2 separate regions of the Homo sapiens genome follow, and region 1 is linked to region 2. Evidence: read pairs that join two places in POLR2A ChIA-PET (ENCODE). Cell type or tissue: Caco-2. All regions are shown on one strand. Links, peaks and the distances in the headings refer to the core of each region. The heading gives the core; the rest is flanking DNA. Region 1 has its middle 15 kb from the start of SOD3. Region 2 has its middle 3.9 kb from the start of LINC02473.

Evidence for each region. Peaks named below come from ENCODE experiments on the same cell type or tissue, not always from the same donor. Only the 100,000 strongest peaks of a DNase experiment are listed, where the experiment ranks them.
Region 1: POLR2A ChIA-PET joins it to region 2 with 10 read pairs; 3 of 35 experiments call an interaction of 5 or more read pairs at or near these places.

The regions. Positions count from the first base shown.
Region 1 is chr4:24,778,203-24,782,597 of GRCh38, forward strand. No RefSeq gene overlaps it. Among named protein-coding and RNA genes, the nearest start is that of SOD3, 15 kb to the right of the region's middle. In Caco-2, for the core only: no CTCF peak of the experiment used is centred there; no DNase peak of the experiment used is centred there.
Region 2 is chr4:24,653,780-24,658,174 of GRCh38, forward strand. It overlaps the pseudogene ATP5MGP3. Among named protein-coding and RNA genes, the nearest start is that of LINC02473, 3.9 kb to the right of the region's middle. RefSeq lists an enhancer at 4,135-4,395. In Caco-2, for the core only: no CTCF peak of the experiment used is centred there; a DNase peak (open chromatin) is centred at 2,382.

The DNA.
Region 1 (4,395 bases), core at 306-4,305, 120 kb after region 2:
GCGCTCATCTGGTTCTCTGCGGGGGAAGCAGAATATGTTTACGTGATTGTGTGAACTGCAGGAAACTAAAAGATGCCAGGGTCAGAAGAGTAAAATGTGGCTCCACTGGGACTTCAGGTGGCAAATAGGATTGAGAATCTTAACTTTAATGAAGACAACAAAAACCACATAATTAACACACACTGTTACCACCTCATTAGTCTCCCGGGGCTTAAATTATGCTAAAAATAATCAACACATTTTGTTTAAATAAGGCGCTGTTACAGGTGGTAATAAAGGCTTACTTCATAGCAGAATGAGGCCATTTTTCCACATTTTTTTCAGATGCTTTAAAGTAGGCCTTATCTTCATTCCAAGGAAAGGATTATTAAAAACATATGTGGAGTTGCGGAGAGGAAATGAGTGTATTAGTTAGAGTCTCTCTGGCTCTGAGCCTGACTCCAAAATCTTACACAACTCCATTTCACAACCCAGATCCCCAACATCAGGATTGTCTCATAAATGATGTGCTGTGGGGCATTGGTGCTGGCTACACATCAAGCTGCGAAATAGCCAAGTTTGGTCTGGTGCCTTTTCTTCTCTTTTTTCACACTGTAAGCATTAAAACTCCTCTTACATGTTTATACATTCACTGCCACCTAATCTGGGTTTGACCTATGACTATTTTGACCAATAGAATTTGGAGAAAGTGATGTTTCTGGATTTCTGAGCCCGGGCATTGCAAAGACCTGAAATCTTTGGCCATGCCTTGAGCCACTACAGAGGAAGTCCAATTTCCCCTGCTGTAGAGCCAGACCACAGGGAGAGGCCTTGGAGGTTGAGCCATCACCTGGAGATAGGCCATATGGCCTCTAAGCACCTGAGGCCTAGACATTCAGCCCAGTGGCAGCCTCAGCTGCCAACTGGCTACAACTGCAAGAAAGAACTTAAGCAAGGCCAGTAGAGGAACTGCCTGCCCATCCCTAGGTAACCCACAGAATCATGAGATATGATAAAATGGTTGTTGTTTTAAGCCACTAAATTTGGGATGCATATTGCAAAACAATAAATAACCAAAATGCCTCTTTGCATTATCCCTGTTAGGATGCCCTTTTCACCCACCCTTGACCATTGGTTATGGACTGAAGGATTGTGTCTCCCCAAAATTCGTATGTTGAAGCTCCAAACCCCAATGGATGGTATTTTGGGGTGGGGCCTTTGGAAGGTAATTAGGTTTAGATGAGGTCATGAGGGTGGGGGCCACCATGATGGGACAAATGTCCTTGCAAGAAGAGGAAGAGAAACCAGAGCTCGCTCTCTTCACCATATGTGAACATAGCAAGAAGGTGGCTGTTTGCAAGCCAGGAAGAGAGACCTTGCCAGGAACCAAATCTGTGGACACCTTGATCTTGGATTTCCTAGCCTCCAGAATTGCGAGAATCAAATGTCTATGGTCTACATCACCCTGTGGCATTTTGTTACAGCAGCCCGAGCTGACTAAGAAACCATCTGTCTGTGCATTTCCAAGATATCTCCTTGCACCTTTAGGAAAAATCATCCATGTGTGTTCACGTGTGTTCATGGAAGAAAGTCTCCCTCTGTTTCTTAGAAAAATTATCATATTCACTGTGATTCTCAGAGATGAGACTCCTAACTTCCTTGTGCAAGCCAAGGGAAAAATATTAAATTTTTCCATTACTTTCTTGCTCTTGTTTTCTCTCTGTGTAAAAACAGGAACTCCACCTATTCTCCACCACGGAGTTAAACAGCAAAACCCTGTGCTTGTGGGCTAGTGGTGCTGGTTGGGGGACGGATGAGAGTCATTGCTTGATTATGCTGCACTGAGTATCTCCCTAAGTTTTAGAGAGTGAGTGATGGCTCTGAAAAAGATACTTTTTTTCAAGCAGAAAGCTTTGCATTTCTGTCAAAAATCAGGGCAGATAACAAAACTGCTTCTACTTTTGTAGTGAAGCTCACAGCTTGCTCATAACAGAGAGCAACATAAAGTATCTGTGCAGCCCTGAAGGAGAGAAAGAAAAACAAAGCATTTTGAGACCACATTGAAGGAACATTTACATAGACCTGCTCTATAGCCTTGGCACCAGCAAAGTTAAAGTGCTAGAAGTATTGTTGACAAGACTGTACTTTGACCGAATTTAGAAACGTCGGATTGAATGAATAAATGGATGGATGGATGATGATGATGGGCAGAGAGAGTACAATTTATCCACCAGCTCTGCTAGAGGGAAACAACTGGAAATCATTTTGGGACCCGAAGATCTGTGAATGGCTCAGAACCAAGACGATGGGAGATGAAGATCCAGGCAGAAACATTTTCCTGTGCTGAACCCAGTTATGAGTTACATCACTTGCTCTAGATAAGGATTATATGAGACCTTATTATTGTCATTGCTTGTAGTTTGGAGCCTCTTTATTCATGCTCAAGTTAACTGTAAGCAGTTAATTCCATGGAATGAGTTTGGTCCTTCCCAACTAATTTTCTTGCTTTCTTTATAAAATCCCAAATTAAATAATGTCCGTAGTTCCTTAAAGAACTAAAGGTAAATATCTGAACCAGTGTGGCAGGTATTGTTGGCTGCCTAGCCAATAAAATCCTTCCCTCCTTCATAGTAAGGAAAATTTGATTTTGCTAGGGTAGCAAAACGTTCAATGAAAGAACATTTACTCTGCCAGACTCCTGTGACCCTAGGGATGCCTGTGACACATTTCTGACCATGAGACATAAACTGAAATTGTCTGGGAAAGAGGGTGTTTCTACTTCCCTTTTCTTTCTTCCTGCCTGAAGTGAGGTGCCATATCTGGAGGTGTATAAGCCACCTTGCAGCCTTGAGGCAACATTCATGAGGTCAGAAGCCTGAACACTGACAATGATGGCAAGCAAAGATGGGAAAATCGCAAGCCCTGCAGGTATCACGGAGCCACCCTACCAGCTCTGGACTTTTTGTTCCATGCAACAAATGCCTGAGTGTTCCAGCAAGGTTTTTTGTCATACTTTCCTTATTTGTAGCCAAAAGCATTCCTGGCAGATAGTCTTGGGTTGATCCAATTGAAAACTACTCTCTTGGTTCCAGTGTCTGGAAGGGGGAAGGAATATGCCTTCTTTATTGCACATTGCCTGACTAAAGGCCAATTCCTCACAGAGTATTTACAGGAATATTTACATAGACCTGCTTTGTAGCCTTGGCACTAGCAAAGCTAAAGTGCTGGAGGTATTGTTGACAAGACTGTACTTTGACTGAATTTGGAAATGTTAGATTGAATGAATAAATGAATGGATGGATGATGATGATGACGGGCACACTGTATTAGTATGGGCTGCAAGTAAAAGAAAGTCTTGGCTTGCACTAACTTACACAACAGAGTCACAGAGTGGGAAGTCCAGAGGTTAAAAAAGATGCAGATGCAGAGCCATCAGGGCCTCAAGGACCCAGATCATTTCATCTCACTTCTTGGCCATCCTCAGGGAATACCATGTGCTGATCGAACAAGATTAATCAGGAACTTTGTTGGTGACTCCCTGCATTTTAGTAGAGTTCTATACCTGAACAAAACAGATACCTGATAGAAAAGAAAAGCAGGGATCAATTATCACAGGAAACCATCAGTGTCTACTACCCACATGTTACATAAACACTTTGCAAAATGTGCAAAGTCCCAAAACACAAAATGATGGTGAGGATGATGCCAGCTTACCATCAGCATTGGTTTGGACACTTTCTGACTGCCATTTGGAAAAGGGGAGTTTAGTTTCTTTCCATTCAGTTGGCATTTATGGCTTCTAAATGAATGGTCTAATTCATTCATCCAATTTGACTGGTCTCATAACAGGAAGAAATTAAAGTGTTCCAAGTGACCAACTAGCCTGCTTGTAAAAACTGAATACTTGGAAAAACAAACAATTCCATCCTTCTCTTCCTCCTAAGGCACCTTCAGTGTACAAAAGGGTGGTGCGGAAATGAACTCAAACTCTGTGTAAATGGAAAAAAAGAGATTCCAAAGTCTGTTTAACAACAAGACCAAGTCATAGATTCTTAGTAGGAATAGCTTCTTTCCCCTCCTTTGTGGAGCTAACGTTCTTTTTTTAGAACGGGTGCCTCACTGGGAATAGATGTGAAAACTGCATAGCAGGATCATGTGATGCGTAGGCAATTTCACAGGAGTGAATTTCCCCCCAGAACACTAAGCTGCTTGTGCATAATCCACCATGGTATTGCAAACACAGGGAGAACAATCTGTAGTGCCAGAGAAACGACTTGTCAAACATACAAAACTAGGACAAAACAGAGCAGCACTTGTATTTTTCTTTGGGAAACAGTGTCTTTCCCTCTCTCCCCATGCTGTTCTGGTGGTGCTGACCCTACTTCTGGCTGACAGAGTAAGCCTATGATGAAAACT
Region 2 (4,395 bases), core at 213-4,212:
GGGAAAATTTTTTTGTTGTGGCGGCCTTCCATTCAAGTCATTAATGCAGGTAGCAAGTTACGCTGTGTCTGAATAAGACAGGTTCAAGGTTAACATTTGCTTTTTTTTTTTTTTCAACTCTTATGTTGGATTCACGGGGTACATGTGCAGGTTTATTAACTGGGTATATTGTGTGTTGCTAAGGTTTAGGGTACAAATAATCTCATCACCCAAGTACTGAGCATAATACCAAACAATTAGGTTTTCTTTCTGTTTGTTTGTTTTGCCTTTTTTTTTTTTTTTTTTTTTTTTTTTTTTGAGACGGAGTCTCGCTTTGTCGCCCAAGTTGGAGTGCAGTGGCGCGATCTCGGCTCACTGCAAGCTCCGCCTCCTGGGTTCACGCCATTCTCCTGCCTCAGCCTCCCGAGTAGCTGGGACTACAGGCGCCCGCCACCACGCCCGGCTAATTTTTTTTGTATTTTTAGTAGAGACGGGGTTTCACTGTGTTAGCCAGGATGGTCTCCATCTCCTGACCTCGTGATCTGCCCACCTCAGCCTCCCAAAGTGCTGGGATTACAGGCGTGAGCCACCGCGCCCGGCTGTTTTGTCTTTTTTTTAAAAAAATTATTTTAAGTTCCAGGGTACATGTGCAGGATGTGCAGGTTTGTTACATAGTTAAAGGCAACAGTTAGGTTTTCAATTCTTATCCCTTTCCCTCCGTCCCTTCCTCCCCCATCTAGTATTCCCCAGTGTCTATTGCAAGGCCAGCATTTTCTGAAGTATGTTCTTCGAAACAGGGAGTCCCTGGATGCTAGTAATTGTTACTGAAAATAAAGATTTCATAATAAAATCCATTAGGGAAATGCTGGTTTAGATGACATTTAGTACAGTTTTTTACTATAGGACTCAGGGCTCTTAATAGAATGGGTGTCGTGACTCTCAACGAAGGAAGAATAATGTGTAGACTTCCCAACTTATTGGGCCTAGGAGCCCCTTTGCTGAGGCGCATTTTACATAGGACTTCCAGTCCTGTTTTGTCCTTTGTCCTTGCATAATTGCTAAAGGCATTCTCCTTTGTTCCCCAAAGTATATCAGTTTGGAGGATAAATTTTATGGTCACCTTATTGTAACAGGAGCAAACTTTGGAAAATGCTTTTCTGTTGTTACCTGGATTTCTGGAGAGCAACTTTTTTTTTTTTTTTTTTTTTGAGATGGAGTCTCGCTCTGTCACCCAGGCTGCAGTGCAGTGGCGCCATCTCGGCTCACTGCAACCTGGTCCATCTCTCGGGTTCAAGTGATTCTCCTGCCCCAGCCTCCTGAGTAGCTGGGATTACAGGCACATTCCACCACACCTGGCTCATTTTTTGTATTTTTAGTAGAGACGGGGTTTCACCATGTTGGTGAAACAATGGTTTCCTATTGTCCCCGGAATACTACTAAATTGATCCCCCATTAATATCAGCATTAGAATCCCAAAACCAAAGCACAGATTGTTTAAAATTAAACAGACCCTAAGCTGATTACATTATTAAAGTTGTTTTTTTTTGTTTGTTTGTTTTTTTTTTTGGTTGTTAAAAGACAGAAGCTAAACCTTAACAGGCCAAAAAAAAAAAAAGCTAGTAATTTGGGCAAGAAACTTAGAATCAGGGGACCAGCTTCAGGAACCACAGTTCCCTGATGCTTCCAGGATTTTCTCTCCAACCACAGCTTTTCTCCGCTTTAGCTTCAGTCCTTCCCACCAAGCAACAGAGAGTGGTTTCATGGGAGGAGGAAATAGGACAATGAAATTTTTGTTCTAAAGTCAAACTATGGGACAAAAAAATGATTCTTATAAAACGTTTTCCTTGAAAGTTCCTTAAATCACTTGTGAAGTACAATATATGTGGTTTGATGTATTCAACTCTGAATACATTCAAATGACAGAGGTATGCGGTAATATACAGAACATAATGAAGGATGCACATGCAAAACATACATTTCCAGATCTTTACTTACATGAAAAAGAGATGAGGCTGGGCACAATGGCTCTCGCCTGTAATCCCAGCACTTTGGGAGGCCAAGGCGGGTGGGTCACCTGAGGCCAGGAGTTTGAGACCAGACTGGTCAACATGGTGAAACCCTGTCTCTAATAAAAAATATAGAAATTAGCTGGGTGTGGTGGCACGTGCCTGTAATCCCAAGTATTCAGGGGGCTGAGGCAGGAGAATCTCTTGAACCCGTGAGGCAGAGGTTGCAGTGAGCCAAGATCACACCACTGCACTCCAGCTTGAGCGACAGAGCAAGACTCTTGTCTCCAAAAAAAAAAAAAAAAAAAAAAAAGGAGGGGGGTGGATGAAAGAATAAAAAGGAAGACTGCAGATGGTTTCTCCTAGCCACAGTCAGGGCGAAGGGCAGTGTTAATTCTTCAGTGTCATGTTCTCACTGGGGCGTGTCTCACTGAAGGGAAGGCTGGGAAGAGTTGCCTGTGCTGTTTTGACTGTGTTTGTTGATTTCCTCTCAATTCTCTAAATTCCATCACTCTCACTATAGAATCTTGGAAAAACAGACTTAACCTTTCTGTACCTCAAATATAAAATGAGGGAATGATAGAACATACCTCATAGTTTTATTGTGATGATAAAGTAGAATAATACAAGCAATGTATTTAGAACAGTACCAGGCATCTTTAAGCACCATGACTGCTACAACTGTTTGCACTGTAATAAAACCAATAGGGCCTCTGCTCTCTGGGGAGTTTTATTTTATTGGTTTTCTTTTTTTCTTTCTTTTTTTTTTTTTTTGAGATGGAGTCTAGCTCTGTTGTCCAGGCTGGAGTGCAGAGATCTCATCTCACTGCAACCTCCGTCTCCTAGGTTCAAGCAATCCTCCTTCATCAGCCTCCCGAGTAGCTGGGACTACAGACATGCACCACCACGCCCGGCTAATTTTTGTATATTTAGTAGGGATGGAGTTTCACAATGTTGGCCAGACTGGTCTGGAACTCCTGGCCTCAGGTGATCCACCCGCCTCGGCCTCCCAAAGTGCTGGGATTATGGGGGTGAGCCACCACGCCCAGCCTGGTTTTCATTTTCTGTGTTTTCTCCTCACCCCCAGTTTTTGTTTTGTTTCTTTGGTTTTTAGTCAGCCTTCTGACTGGTTTGCACCTTATGAAGAGAAATATCTTGTTTTTGTTTGTTTTGTTTTGAGACAGGGTATCACTATGTGGACCAGGCTGGACTCGAACTCCTGGGCTCAAGGCAATCTTCCCATCTCAGCCTCCTGAGTAGCTGGGACCACAGGCTCACACCTCTATACCTGGCTAGAAAGCTGCTTTTGATTCCTTCTTCAGAAGTCACACTCCATTATCACTCATTCAACAAATATTTATTAAGTAACTCCTATGGGCCAGGCATAATTCAAGGTGCTTCAGATGTAGCAGAAAACAAATCGACACAAATCCCCGCCCTTGTGGTCTTATGTCCCCATGGGAGAAGGGAAATATGAAGGAAAAAATGTCAAGCGTCTCCTGCTCCCCGGCTTATACTTCAAATTACATTGTGTTTCTCCCCTTCTCCTGCTGCAGCTTACGCTTATTTATTACTTTTTTTTTTTTTTTTTTTTTGAGACGGAGTCTCGCTCTGTCACCCAGATTGGAGCACAGTGGTGCGATCTCCACTCAATGCAAACTCCGCCTCCTGGGTTCACGCCATCCTCCTGCCTCAGCCTCCCGAGTAGCTGGGACTACAGGCACCCGCCACCACGCCTGGCCAATTTTTTTATATTTTTAGTAAAGACAGGGTTTCACTGTGTTAGCCAGGATGGTCTCGATCTCCTGACCTCATGATCTGCCCGCCTAGGCCTCCCAAAGTGCTGGGATTACAGGCGTGAGCCACGGCGCCTGGCCCTTTATATATATATTTTTTTTTTGGACAAATCTTATTTTATTCAGATAGCTGTCTGATCACACATGGTCAAAGAACGCTCAAATAATAAATCACATATAATCAGATGTTAAAGACTGGTTTTCAGCCAGGTGTGGTGGCTCACACCTGTAATCCCAGCACTTTGAGAGGCTGAGGTGGGTGGATCACGAGGACAGGAGTTCAAGATCAGCCTGGCCAATATGGTGAAACCCTGTCTCCACTAAAAATACAAAATTTGGCTGGGCGTGGTCACGCATGCCTGTAGTCCCAGCTGCTCGGGAGGCTGAGGCAGGATAATCGCTTGAACCTGGGAGGCAGAAGTTGCAATGAGCCAAGATTGCAACACTGCACTCCAGCCTGGGCAACAGAGTGACTCCGTCAAAAAAAAAAAAAAAAAAAAAAGATTGGTCTTTAAACATTATAACCATTCACGCCTCACTTGGCTAAACACAAAACCACATCCACACCTCAGCGACCACGAAACCATTCAGCACAGCTTCCTTAACTGTGAGCT